Regions from separate parts of the Homo sapiens genome. Here all the other regions are linked to region 1. The links are chromatin contacts, found by Hi-C or POLR2A ChIA-PET in ENCODE. All regions are on one chromosome and are shown on one strand. The core of a region is the stretch at or near the end of the contact, and the rest is flanking DNA. Distances in the headings are between cores, read along the strand shown.

Region 1 (3,427 bases), core at 928-3,427:
GCTCCAGGATCCATGTTCTTAATCACTCTGCTTACTGCCTCCTACCTGTAATTCTGTGTGTGTGCACATCCCTCCTATGTATGCAAAACTCCCATCACAGTGGCTGGCACAAAGAGAACCAATAAATGGCTTAACTCTTTCCTCACTGGGACTACAAATACACAGGGATAGGAAAAATGTCTCTTTTCGAGAATTTGTTATAGGATCTAGGAAAGGACAAGTATATAATGGACACTTTACATACATTTCCAGGGGCTGAGAGAGGTGTGAAGGATATATAAAGATTTAAAGCACTGGCGGGGCATGGTGGCTCACACCTGTAATCCCAGCACTCTGGGAGGCCAAGGTGGGCAGATCACCTGAAGTCAGGAGTTTGAGACCAGCCTGGCCAACATGGTGAAACCCCGTCTCTTCTAAAACTACAAAAATCAGTCGGGTGTGGTGGTGCATGCCTGTAGTCCCAGCTACTCCAGAGGCTGAGGCAGGAGAATCGCTTGAACCCAGGAGGCAGAGGTTGCAGTAAGCAGAGATCGTGCCACTGCACTCCTGCCTGGGCAACAGAGTGAGACCCTGTCTCAAAAAAAAAAAAAAAAAAAATTTAAAGCACTACCTTCTTACCCAGGTGTGAGTTATAAACACACACATGCCACATGGACACACTATTCGCAAAGACATCACACACGTGTACGTGTGGTACACACACACTCACTAGCCACCCTGAACCTCATAAAGGCTCCACCAGAAAACCTTCTTTGCAGTAGGCACAGGGAAAAAAATCACAGTCTTTAAAAGTACATATGAAGGTCTATCAAATCAGACTGGGGCATTTTAGAGAACTTCCTCGAGGTGCCACTTGAGTTACATTTTTTTTTCTTTGTACTGTGGAGTTCAAAAAGTTAAATCTTAAAGATAAACAGGAATTACTGTGGCAAAGGAGGAGTGTGGAGAAAGGAGAGTCAAGAGGGAACAGGCTAACATATTTAGGAAACTGCAAGTATTTCTGTAGGCTGTCATGAAGAGTTTTTGGCAGGGTCAGGCAGGATATACAGCCAGAGAGTAGGCAGAGCCCAAATGCCAATAGGTCTGATGTGCTGAGCTGAGAGATTACAATTCTATCCTGAAAAGGAGCCACTCAGCACTTTTAGGCACAGATATGACGTCAAATCTGCATTTTAGAAAAATGGATTCAGTAGCACAGAGGATGGACTGATAACAAGGGATGAGGTGGAGAACACTGAAAAGACTTTCAACAATCTGGAGAAGAAATTCGGAGTTTGAACTCCTAGTGGCAGTGGGAAGAGAAAGAGTATTTAAGCGAGTTTAAGAAGTGAGGAGGAAATAGTGCCATTCACTACAATAGAAAACATAAAGGCCAATGTTTAGACAGGATGGATGAAAGATAATTTATACCTTTTGGCTTTTGGAGTTTGAGGTGTCTCTGGGACACCAGGTGATATCCAACAGGTGTTTGAATATGTATGTGCATGTATATTATTTATTGTTATTTAAGCTTGCAAGACATCTGGGCTGGAGATATAAATTTGGGTGTCATCAATTTACAGGTAGTAATTAAAACAATGAGTGTGGATGAACTCACCCAGAGAAAGTGTAATGCCAGATTTGTGGGCCAAAACAGCTCTGAGGAGCTCCAACTCGAAGCAGTTGAAGGCTTACATTTAAACATTCTCCCAGGAACAGTGGGTGAAGTGAAAAAGGGGTGAGGAAAGGGCCCTGGAGATCACCAACATTTAGGGGTGGAGGTGAACAGATGAGAAGAGAGAGGCAGAGGTGCAGGAGGAGAAGCCAGAATGGGGGTGTCAAGTATAAAGAAATGGGTAGCGTCAAATGCTTCAGAGGTTAGAGAAAATGACAGGAAACTCCCCCTGTTAGATTTGACATCTAGAAGGCTGTCGGTGTGGCCAGGGTGAGGTCAGTGGAGTAGTGAAGGTGCGGGTTTCCGGCTGTTGGAGAAACCTCTTCCACTAACTACATTGCACTCTGAGTTACCAACTGGCATGGTCCTCCCCCCATTTCACACGCACGCTACAGTCGCCCGTGCGCACTCGTACACACCAGGTGGCTAACAGGTACGAGGCGTTTCCGGACAGCGAGCGCAGAGCCCCCGCGCACGCGCCTCCGAGCCGGCCTCTTCCGCCGCAAGTCCCTCCCCAAGCCTGCAGAGTGCGCTGCGTTTCGATGAGCCGGGACGTGGCGCCGCTCTAGCCAGCGCCTGGGCTCTGTGGCGGGCGCCGCAGCTCCGCGTCCCCCGCGCCTCCTCCCAGCGCAGGTGGGTCCGCCCGCGGGGGGCGGGGGTGCCCGGGAGCCGTGGGACGGGCGGGTAGCGGCAACCTTTGGGGAGCAGAGTGGTCCCCAACGCCCAGGTGCCCCGGCTCGCGCTCTGGCCCGGGCGAATCGGGCTATAGGAAGGGCCACACGGATGGAAGTCCTAGTCCGGGTGCTCACCTCTTGTGGAACGTGCAAAGCCTGTCCCAGGACCTCTTTACACTCTGGGGGTCTCTGCCCAGGCACGCTTGCTGCTTCCGGACACAGCTGTGGGCGGAGCTAGTAGGGGCGGGGCTACGTGATTGACACTTCTCTCCTCAGACTTCAAGGGCTACCACTGGACCCTTCCCCTGTCTTGAACCCTGAGCCGGCACCATGGTGAGAACCCTGAGCCCAGCCCTTCACCTCCGCAGGCCCGCGCCCTCACCCCCAGTGGCAGTGCCATGGTTGCCCCGTATGAACCTAGGGCTCCACAGTGTGGGGTTTTTGCAGGTCAGCTTCTGCAAGGCAACCTGCACTCTTCCAACCCGTTCATCCTTGTAGCACGGACGCCTGAAGGTGAAGACGTCAGAAGAGCAGGCGGAGGCCAAAAGGCTAGAGCGAGAGCAGAAGCTGAAGCTATACCAGTCAGCCACCCAGGCCGTATTCCAGAAGGTGGGGCCCTCAGAGGTAGCCCCGACCCCAAGTAGCTCCCTTAGTATAGTGCAGAGGCCAAGAGCTGGTCCCTAGAGTCAGACTGCCTAGATCCAATTCTGGGTTATCTCACTTATAACTGTATGACTTTGGGCAAGTTGCTGAATCTCTTTGGGCCTCAGTTTGCTCATCTGTAAAATGGGGCTAATAATTGCACCTACTGCATAAGGCTGTTGTGAAGATTAAATGAGAGAATACCTGTAAGGCCATAAAGCATGGTTCATAGTACCTGTTGTATAATGTGGGATTCACAGAATATTGGATGGTTTTAAGTTTACGTTATTTAGTCCTGTAGTGGGAAAATTATATGATCTCTAACCCTGCCACCTATCTTCTTAGCGCCAGGCTGGTGAGCTGGATGAGTCCGTGCTGGAACTGACAAGCCAGATTCTGGGAGCCAACCCTGATTTTGCCACCCTCTGGAACTGCCGACGAGAGGTGCTCCAGCAGC
Region 2 (3,427 bases), core at 599-3,098, 3.6 Mb after region 1:
TGACCAATGCTTCCAACAATAACTTGACAAACCTCTTACTCTTGCCTGCTTATAACCTGATTATCTGTTTTCAACAATAGCTAAAGCCATTCCTCTTTTCCTGGAATGATTTTTTCCATCCTCTCTGCCAAACGATAGTTCATCTCCACATTACTAGAGTGCCTCATGTCCTGTTACTAACATCGTACCACTCCATGGAGTCATAGAACAAGAGTGGGAGGGGCCTCTGAGACTCTGTCCACCCCTCATATTAAAGAAGAGCCAACTGAGGAACAGAGAAAGAGACATGTATTGCCCAAGGAACTCATTGCATTCGCCGGCCTGGAAGCTTTCCAATGCACCACACAATTTTTTTTTTTTTTTTTTTTAAGACGGAGTCTTGCTCTGTCACCCAGGCTAGAGTGCAGTGACGCAATCTCTGTTCACTGTAACCTCCGCCTCCCAGGTTCAAGAGAGTCTCCTGTCTCAGCCTCCCGAGTAGCTGGGGTTACAGGTGCTCACCACCGTGCCCGGCTAATTTTTGTATTTTTAGTAGAGACGAGGTTTCACCATCTTGGCCAGGCTGGTCTCGAACTCCTGATCTTGTGATGCACCCACCTCGGCCTCCCAAAGTGCTGGGATTACAGGCATGAGCCACCGTGCCGGGCCCACACAACTTTTATATTCCATACTAGTACTTTCTAGACAATCAGAGCTAACTTTAAAGGGGCCACTGAAAGTTGCTGTTCGAAGGAAACCTACATTGACTATTACCATAAATTCAAAAATTATTTTACTCTGCTTGTCATCAGTAAAAGAATTGCTTGAATTGAAGCGTATGTAATAAACCTATCCTCTTGCAAAACTTGTTAGTGGCTCTGTGGTTAAGTAAGTCTTGAATACCTGAGGCTGCTTCTGGGAAGGTGGTCCTGTGCCACAGATAATGATGTCCCTTGGGTTTCTACTGATTACATTATGACTTGATTATAAGATTTTTACTGTCACGAGGGAGGGTCTTGGCTCATCTGAGATTTCCCTAGCCCCCTGAGTGGTGCTGAAATTGTTTTAATAAAGATGTTGCGCTTTACTCATGTGCTGCTATTAGCATTTGACGTGCTGTCTCAGAGCGAGAAAACGGAGGATCCCAACCTTCCAGTAGGAAGGCTTAGAGAAGAGGCTGTTGGCAAGTGTCTCTAAGAATTGCACAACACTGGCTGAGGGTGGGTTAAGGGTGAGGAGGCAGAGGAGAGTAAACAGAAAACACCGATCCCCAAATGTTAGTTACGCTTGCAAAAAACTAAGGCCTGCTTCAAAAAGCTGGTGATTAGCCTGAATAACTAGCAAAGCTTTCTTAGTTGTGGGCAAGTGCAGGCCTCCTAGGGCTTCCCTTAGGTTCGGCGATTCTGTGGTCCCCCTCCAAGCCTACTAATCAATAGAAGCTGGCATCTGTGCCCAGCTGCGCAAAGTAAACCTGAGTGGGAATGTAAAGTCGTTAACTCATACAAATACGGGACTTTCACGTCCCTCCCCATTCCTCCCTCTCCAGCCCCGTCCCGCAAACTCCTCCCCAAGGAGTCCCAAGCTGCCTCTACTAGGAAAGGACTCCCCGGCCTAAACGCCCCTTATGAAGCTACCAGAGAGGAGGAGGAGGAGCAGGAGTGTGAACCTACCTCGGCCTCAGAACAAGTCCGCAGAAACGGGCAGGACAATGGAAAGAAGTTTTGTTTCTCACCCGCTTCTTCCTCCCTAGTACGATGATGGGGAGCCGGTAGAAAACGCAAAGATGTTCTTTTGAATCCTGCTTTGCATCTAGGTGGGGTTGGCGTCCTTGTGTGAGTGTGTGTACACGGACGGAGATGGGGGCGTGGTGAGGTGTGGAGGGTCGGCGTGCCAGCCTCTGCGTAGTTGGGACCGCGCCCCGCTTCTCCGAGGAGGCCCCTCCCGCCTGGATCCGCCCTTGGAGCTGGCGCCGCAGCAGCACCCGCCCCAGGGGCCGCAGGGGCAGCCCAGGCAAAGAACGAGCCTGGGATCCGCGCTCCTTCCTCAGCTGGACCCCAACGGGCAGCAGCCGCGAGAGCACTGCCTCCACGGAGAGCAGATGGCGGGAAACTGGCTTCTGCTCCCAATTGCCAGGCGGCCCTTCAGAGACTACCCCTGGCTGAGCGTCCAGGAACCCATGAAACTTGGTCTTGACACTGGTCGACAGCACCATCTGCCACGTACTTATTCGCTGCTGCTTTCTTTGGCAGGACAGCCCATCGCGAGACAGTTTGTGTTTCAAATTTAACGGAGACTTTTTTTCAGTAGTTGACAAAAGGGGGTGGAAAAACAGTAGCCACGAGGGCTCGTCCGGGATTTGAACCCGGGACCTCTCGCACCCAAAGCGAGAATCATACCCCTAGACCAACGAGCCACTGTAGCTGAGTGGTGCTTCCTATCACTCTGAATTTCTCTTTTCCGCCTGCTGTTCTGAAGGTTTTTTGTTTTGTTTCTTTTCCTCTGTTGTGACATTTCCCTTAGGCCTTATTTAGTTATTCCTTCCATCTTCACCAAGTTTCAAGTGTGGCTTATTCTCTGGCTTATTCTCCTCGATCCAGATGCAGGATGGGGTGAAGGAAGGCAGCTTTTTAGACTTTAGGTCACATGCTTGTGTCTCACTGAGCCCGGGGAGCGATTTAAGCCCGCTAGGGCCTGGAGGGAACCTGGAGGGGGCTGAAATAGAGATCGAGGGCCAGAGCTGAGCTCGGTTGCAAGGCTGTAGGGTACTGAGCCCCAGGACAGACGCGCGATACGTATATATCTGCCGGCCTTTGGACTTAACGTAGAAGCCAAAATATAACACACTTCGGTAAGACAACAGTGCCTTCCCCCAACGGTGGGACGATTCGGGTCTACTATCTTTCAGAAAGGTAACCAACTTTTCAAGACGCGATTAACGCAGCCCACCTCGCGGCTAAGCTGTTTCCTTCGGACAAGGGTGAGAGACAGAAACAGATTTGATCACGTCAAGATACAGAGATTTTTTGCACAAACGAAGAGCAACCGTAAACCCCAAAACAGCAGCGTCTCCTTCGAGCCGGAATCGAACCAGCGACCTAAGGATGACCACACATTAAGTACTACAGTCCTCCGCTCTACCAGCTGAGCTATCGAAGGAAGCACGGAAACAACTCTCCTAAAAATCCCTACTCGAGACATCCTTAACCAGAGACGGGAAAGAAAGAAATCTCTTTATACCCGGAAAGTAATTACTGCAGAGTCACAAAGCCAGCTTGTAAGACAGTCCTGCGTCCGAGGTTCTGAGGACAACCTTTCTAAATCTGGATTCCCCTGCCTCACTGAGGGGCTCCCAAGCAGAGCAGGCGCCCCTGAAACTCGGGCATACCGAGGCTGCTCATCCTCTGGGCGCCCGAGGGCTGTTGGCCTCACTGGGCGCGGACCCAGGGGC
Region 3 (3,427 bases), core at 1-2,500, 3.2 Mb after region 1:
GCTTCTGCTTCTCAGCCTCCAAACAGGGCCATAAGCCCTCTTAACTTTTTTGCTTTCCTCCTCAGTGATTGAGGCCAGTCAGTGGTGACAGCTGAGAGAATGAGTCAACACTTAGCCACTTACTTCCTAGGCTGAGGGTTGTAGGTGTCTGTTTTAGGGAGTGGGAGGACAGTGCTGCGTTTTCTTCCCTCTCACCTTCCAAAGGCGGGGTGCTCTGCGAAGCTCCAGAGTGACAGTCCCAGTGAGGAGACCCTGAATGGTGAGAAGGGCAAGTGTTGAGCTCTGGTCCCGTTAGGAAGGGGCCCTGGGACCTTCCACCCTCCCTTGTGGTGGGTCTTACTGAGGCTCCAGGCCCAAGAGGCAGCGCTGTGGCCATGTGACAATCAGAGTTCAGGCAGGCGACTGAGACAGCAAGGGGCACCACAACCACTGCCAGCCATAGCTGGCTCACCTGGGGGTAAGGGTAGGGTAATTGGGGAGGAACTGTCAGGGATTCCCTCCCTTCTCGTAACTCCTACCTCTTTAGAGATCAGGAAATGGGATTGAATGCAGGGTGGAGGAAAGCAGTCAACCCAGAGCAAGGACGTGATCATTAAAAATTAAGTATCATTTAATTTTTTCTGCCTCATATTGTAGTTTAGTTACTTACCTGTATGTTTTCCCCCACAAGATGGAAGCTACTTGGGAGATTAAGGGTCTTGCCTTGTTTATTTCTATGTTTTCCTCTACCCTCCTCCCATTCAGAACCTAGCTCAGTTTCTGGCACATGGTAGGTGCTCACTTAACATGGATGGATGGATGGATGGAATTGAATTGGGTAGAAGTGGACATGCTGAGACCTGGGATGGGGTAGCCTGGCCTCACCGCTAGCACCAAGAGGTGCCCACTCTGCCTGTGCCTTGCCCAGTGTTGTAGCTTTTCCAGACGAAGGCTGTGTCTCTCCTGCTCTTGCTCACCAGCTCTATCTTCCATGGCTCCTTTGCCCACAAGAATTAGGTGCTTCCTAGGCTGGGAAAAATGCGTTATAGGTTCTGTCTATTAGGAGACAGGACATGCAACAACGTATCTTTCAGCTACACCTCTGCCCACTCCCAATATCCAGGGATTTGAGGTCCAGGTCCTCACACCTACCTAGTCTGAAGCAGCTACTCCAAAGGGATGGGACCCAGCTGGGTCCTAGGTCTCCTAAGGGGCTTGATAGCTCAGAGCAGACGACAAACTTGTCCTGGCAGAGGAAGGCTGTCAGGGATGGGGTGTGGTGGGGCAAAGGTTTCTATGAAGGCCTAAGGATCTAGGGAGTGGCCCTGGGTAGATACCGGCCTCAGTTCACTCCACAAGATGTCTAGCCCGACCTCACTCTGTTCCCATTTCTCATTACCCTCATTTCTGCCCATCCTGGGTTCCTTTTCTGGTTTCACTTACCTCATCCCCATGGACACTATCACTCTGGACCTCAATTCCCCCTCATTTCCATATGATCTTACTCCTTTCTTTGGCTTCCTCCTCAAATTATGTGCCCTTCCCTAGAGATCCTACTTTCTGTCTGGATTGGTCCCCTGTCATTACTACTTGCAGCTTTGCCCCCAGACCAGGTAAGGTTGAATTCCAGGGGCTTTCTTGCCTCTCACTTTCTGGACAGTCTCCCTTCCTTCTTTCTTGAAGGTTTTACTCTGAACTGAACACTGACTCAATGGATGGGGGGGACCCTGTTTATGGTGGGGATTGTTTTTGATTCAATGATAACCTGCAACTGGACATTATCTATCTATCTATCTATCTATCTCATGGTCCTCAAATAGTGAGTCTTGGGAAGGATGCTATTGCAACAATTAATATTTTTGAGAGAGAAGGTGCCTCATAGCCAGACAGACCTGAGCTGGAATCTTAGCTCTGCTGCTTCTCCATCTGTGTGATCTTGGATACATTATTATTATTATTATTATTATATTATTGAGACAGGGGCTCACTGTCACCCAGGCTGGAGTGCAGTGGCATGATCATGGCTCACTGTAGCCAACACCTTCTGGGCACAAATAATCATCCTGCCTCAGTCTCCCAAGTAGCTGGGATCACAGGCACATGCCACCATGCCTGGCTAATTTTTAAATTTTTTGTAGAGACAGGGTCGTCTCACAATGTTGCCTAAGCTGGTCTCAAACTCCTGGGCTCAAGCCATCCTCCCTGCTTGGCCTCCCAAACTGCTGGGATTACAGGTGTGGGCCACTGTGTCTGTCCTGATAGATATGTTTTTCTACCTATTCGCACCTCAGTTTATTCACTGATAAAAGGGGGCTAACAATATGACTGTGAAGAGTTGTTGATTCAGGGTGGGTGTTTAATAACTATTAGTGGTGCTGATGAGGTCACACCGATAAGTCTGATGCCCATACACTAAAAGTGTTATTCAGAAGGAAGCTGGGGACACATTTCTACAGTCGGAAGCAGAACCAGCTGGGCCCAAATATACTCTATAGATCAAAACAAATCCCAGATCTACCTAGGTGCCCTTGGCAAGTTGCTTAATCTCTCTGTTCCCTTATCTATAAAAGGAAGTTAATAATACCAGTCTCAAGGGGTTGCTTTCAGCATGGAAGAGAGCTTAGCCCAGTACCTGGTACACAAGTGCTCAATGTTAGTGGCTATGATCATCATCACTATTATTATTTCTTGTTGTTGACGATAAGAGGAGACTGCGCCAGAAGACTCTAGAAGTTAGTACGAGGAGGGAGGCAGGGTCCTGGGAGGCAAGTGATCTTTTGTAAGCCACTCCTGCCCCATCAGTGCTGTGCCAACATCGGCGGGTCATTGTATCTACTCTTTTCTTTCCCGGGGAGTGGGAGTCACGTTTTAAAGAGATCCAGAAAACTGCTGTGTGTCTACTCCTCCTCAATTCCCACGTGCATTGATTTTATTTGGTGGCGATGTGAGATGTTGGGCTTGCACTGAGGATCCCCGAGCCTGCAGGCCACTGGGGAAACAGACTTCCTGAAGCCTCATTTTTCTTACTTGTAAATGGGGGCTAATTTAATTATAGAGGGTTATTGGAAAGATTATATACTATTAGATAGGTGAACAGGCATTCAGTAAATATTGACTAAATCTGAGTATACTACTTACCAGTTTGTAGTCTAGACTACAATCGCCTGGAAGGAAGGTACCACTTCTTTCTCATCCCTCACAGCGCTGAGCCCAGTGCCTGGCACTTAGTAAGCACTCAGTAAATATTTGTTGTATTGAAGAGCCATTAAAGTGACTTGAGGAATGGAAAATAGAATTCGAGAGGAAGGCGCAGGAATTGTTTATCAAGAACGGAAAGGACCGAAGAGTAACTTTAATAATGTTTCTTATACGGCCGACATTAACTATCTCTATAATCGCCCCTCCTCCTCCCCCAAAAGAGAGACAGAAATTGTAAGGGAGAGGCTTT
Region 4 (3,427 bases), core at 318-2,817, 3.0 Mb after region 1:
AACATGGTGAAACCCCGTCTCTACTAAAAATACAAAAATTAGCTGGGCGTGGTGGCACGCACCTGTAGTTCCAGCTACTCGGGAGGCTGAGGCAGGAGAATCGCTTGAACCTAGGAGGCGGAGGTTGCAGTGAGCCAAGATGGCGCCACTACACTCCAGGCTGGTGACAAAGCGAGACTCCGTTTGAAAAAAAAAAAGTTAAAAAAAAAAATCACATGTAATTTTCCCACCAGGAGAGAACCACTACTAACACTTTAGTGTATACTTTCTCCCATATTTTTCGTCTTTGCTTTTTAAAATAGTTTAAAGTGGTCTGGCGTGGTGGCTCACGCCTATAATCTTATCACTTTGGGAGGCAGAGGCGGGCGGATCACCTGAACAGTCTGGCCAACATGGCGAAACCCCATCTGTACTAAAAATACAAAAATTAGCTGGACATGGTGGCGCGCACCTGTAGTTCCAGCTACTCAGGAGGCTGAGGCAGGAAAATCGCTTGAACCCGGGAGGCGGAGGTTGCAGTGAGCCAAGATCGCGCCACTGCACTCCAGCCTGGGCGACAGTGACTCTGCCTCAAAAAAAAAAAAAAAAAAAAAAAAAAAAGAAAAGAAAAAAGAAACCGCTGGCTTAGTAGAGCTGATGCTACCCCACTGCGTGCGCAGTTCCTATAATGTAACCAGAGAGACTGGCAGGTGACGGGGGTAGGTAGGAGACAAGCCATTTCAAGAGGAGGGAAATTAAGGGACCAGATTTGGAAGGATGGGCCAATTTTGCTGGCACTTAAGATATTAGATGCCCTGGGGCCAGAGGCCAGGATTCTGCACTTCCTTTTTATATTGGAGAGGAATAAGGAAGTCAGTTGGTTTCGATGGAACATGTGTTGTCTGAAGAAGGGTTTAATAGGCCAAGAAGCAGATGTCTACGAGGTAGCTGACATTCGAATCTGGAACTGAGAAAGGGTCTGGGGTTGGAAAAACTGCAGGACTGGTTAGTTTTCTACACACTTTAACAAGGCCTAGTCACTGCTGCTCCCTCCTCATTTTAAGAAAAGTCCTTTCTTTATTCACATTGCACAACGGAGGCTTCATTTCGCGCTTTTTTTTCCCTAGGCCCGGGGCTGGGGCAGGTCTTTTGCGCCCGTCACCTAACTACGCCCCTCAACCCTTTCCCCGCCCCCGCGCAGCCGGAAATCCGAGGTCTGGGCGGATCTTCTACTAGGCACTCTAAGGGGCAGCGATAGGACGCCGCGGCCGCCAATCAGGCCTCCCAGATACCCGGATGTGAGACGGTGCGCGATACAAAGGCGAGTTTCCACCCAGAGGGTCGTCCCGTGCAATAGCCAATAAGCATTCTCCAGGCAATAAATGACAGGAAAACTAACCAGTTATAAACTAGTTTCTCTCACGCATGTGGAAATTCGCCTGCTTAGTCTAACCCACTGCTAATTGTGATTGGATATCATTGTGAGGAGCGGTTGAACTGTCTAATTAGGAGCGGGAGCGAAAAAACGCACAGCCAATAGGAAGATTCTCAGGAATGGGGCGGGGACTAGGCCTTCGCCTCGGCGGCAGAGGAGACTCGGGGGCCATTTTGTGAAGAGACGAAGACTGAGCGGTTGTGGCCGCGTTGCCGACCTCCAGCAGCAGTCGGCTTCTCTACGCAGAACCCGGGAGTAGGAGACTCAGAATCGAATCTCTTCTCCCTCCCCTTCTTGGTAAGTGGAGAGGGCGGACGCAGGGAAGGCGCTGGGTTTTTCGGGAAGCGAGAGGGGGTGTGGGAGAGAAGATGTGGGAATCCTTCCCCCTAACTAACCGGGCCCTCATTTATTCTGCTTGTTTTGGGGGATTAGGTTGAAGCCGGGGGCAGTTTTATAGGCCTCAGCCTCTGTATAGGTTTAACCTGGTGTCCTCTAGGCCACGATCGCCAGGGAAAATGTCCTTTTTTCGCTCTTCCTGTGTTAACGGCTGCTTTCCTTTCATTTTCTACGACCGCGAGGACTACGGGATCATGAAAATGAAGATCGTGATGCTCATTAATATAGTCGAAGTTAACGTAGCGCCGATGCCTTCTATTACCTCCGTTCTTCTTACATGTAAAAAGTGGGGGAGGGGAAGGGGGAAGGTTACCAAGTAGATGTATCGCGAGCCTTTAAATCCTGGATCGTGCCGCGTGGCCTACGAGAAAGGTTTAACAAAAGATTCAGCATTTTACTGATAACTTTTTATTTTATTTCTCTCTATGAGCAAATGATGGAGCTCGAAGTAGTTATTTTCACTTACATTTGTAAAAGGAAATATTGTGATATAACTATATTAATATTTACAGCTGACTTTTCATCTGCAGGTTACAAAACACTTGAAATATATAAGTTAGTGGAACTTTGCTTGAGGTAGGTATTAACTCTCTTTCTCAGACGGAAACTGAGGCAGAAAAGTGTTGGTTGCTAGGGTCATATTAAGTCAGTAGCAGCACTAGTAAGGAATTTGACCACGAGGTCAGTCGAGTGGTTTTTACCTAGTTAATGGAATACCTAGTTAATATAGTTCTAAAACTACTGTATTGCAATCTTTGCCAAGAACCTGATGACGGAAACCACGAGGTAACTGGAAATTCCCAAATTGCGCTTAAGAAAAATACTACGAGACTTGAGAATTTTTTAACGTAACTTCCTAAGTGTAAGATGACAAAATTTGACTTTCGGGATATTCTGGCGTTAATTTTCCCGTCCGCCTAAATGTGGGCAAAAATTCACAGCTACGTTATATTAAGCAAATATTAACAGTGCCTATTATTTGCTGGGTGCTGAAATTTGATAAAAAACTTAAAAGTTAAAAAAAATTGTTTAGATCTTTAGTGTCACATTGACTTATCTGGGACATCGCTTTTTTTAATCCTCACATGAGATTTGGCTAAGTTTATTTTTCACAATCTGTTAATCTCACAAAAACTAAAGCTGTTAAGCACAGTTTAAACCCATTCTGCAGGGTAAGAAATTCATCTGTAAGGCAATCTATTTGATAGGAAGTAAAATAAGGGTCAAAAACATCGCGACCCCTTTCTTAAGGCTTAAACATGTATATTATTACAGGAACTTAAAACTAAAGTTTATCATTGTGCTGAACTGTTAGAAATGAGGTTAGGGTAAAAATGGGAAATCATGAAGTAAAAATGTTGGCAAGGAGAAATGTCAGAAATTAGTATTTAAGAACTGTTAATAGTAGTTGAAATTGATTGACGGGCACTTTTCTTTGAGGTTTTCGAAAATGGGTTCCTTCCGGTCAGTATGTATATCAGCGCACCAAAAATTCTTTGAGTTAATATCCGAAACTGTTTGCCACGGTATTTATATCACAATTCTAGGTGTGTTCTCAACTAGATAGGCGTTTAGTAACATTTTCATATTGGCTAGGGGGAAAAGTTGAAGAAGGAT

Evidence for each region. Hi-C counts contacts between places; a loop is a spot of excess contacts on that map. ChIA-PET counts read pairs that join two places held with the same protein, here RNA polymerase II (POLR2A). Pooled maps may share reads with other maps.
Region 2: a loop to region 1 is called in a pooled map, with 11 times the contacts of the local background. The contact joins the promoter of RNASE4 here to the promoter of RABGGTA in region 1. A Hi-C loop is called at or near these places in 6 of 50 pooled maps.
Region 3: a pooled map shows a loop between it and region 1 (5-fold over the local background). The contact joins the promoter of TMEM253 here to the promoter of RABGGTA in region 1. A Hi-C loop is called at or near these places in 5 of 50 pooled maps.
Region 4: a map with no recorded cell type shows a loop between it and region 1 (23-fold over the local background). The contact joins the promoter of HNRNPC here to the promoter of RABGGTA in region 1. A Hi-C loop is called at or near these places in 1 of 37 single-sample maps with no recorded cell type and 6 of 50 pooled maps. POLR2A ChIA-PET finds 5 or more read pairs at or near these places in 1 of 52 experiments (activated CD4-positive, alpha-beta T cell).

What each region holds. Positions count from the first base shown.
Region 1 is chr14:24,270,347-24,273,773 of GRCh38, reverse strand. It overlaps RABGGTA (Rab geranylgeranyltransferase subunit alpha), which reads left to right and starts at 2,177. Exons shown (of 17, transcript NM_182836.3): 1 at 2,177-2,287; 2 at 2,605-2,661; 3 at 2,827-2,937; 4 at 3,316-3,427. The coding sequence starts at 2,659. It also overlaps a transcript of NOP9 not described here. RefSeq lists enhancers at 1,830-1,909, 2,650-2,859 and silencers at 2,000-2,099, 2,170-2,459.
Region 2 is chr14:20,682,981-20,686,407 of GRCh38, reverse strand. RNASE4 (ribonuclease A family member 4) reads right to left here and starts at 1,848. Exons shown (of 2, transcript NM_002937.5): 1 at 1,650-1,848. It overlaps TRY-GTA5-5 (tRNA-Tyr (anticodon GTA) 5-5), which reads right to left and starts at 3,135; the gene lies at 3,047-3,135. TRP-TGG3-2 (tRNA-Pro (anticodon TGG) 3-2) reads right to left here and starts at 2,392; the gene lies at 2,321-2,392. It also overlaps a transcript of ANG not described here. RefSeq lists enhancers at 1,557-1,696, 2,497-2,626, 2,767-2,956, 3,157-3,427 and silencers at 1,927-2,046, 2,317-2,366.
Region 3 is chr14:21,098,889-21,102,315 of GRCh38, reverse strand. TMEM253 (transmembrane protein 253) reads right to left here and starts at 1,250. Exons shown (of 7, transcript NM_001395467.1): 1 at 1,132-1,250; 2 at 865-1,008; 3 at 341-451; 4 at 196-252. The coding sequence starts at 972. It also overlaps a transcript of ZNF219 not described here.
Region 4 is chr14:21,267,582-21,271,008 of GRCh38, reverse strand. It overlaps HNRNPC (heterogeneous nuclear ribonucleoprotein C), which reads left to right and starts at 1,567. Exons shown (of 9, transcript NM_004500.4): 1 at 1,567-1,711. RefSeq lists enhancers at 838-1,463, 1,567-1,826, 1,464-2,088 and a silencer at 1,397-1,476.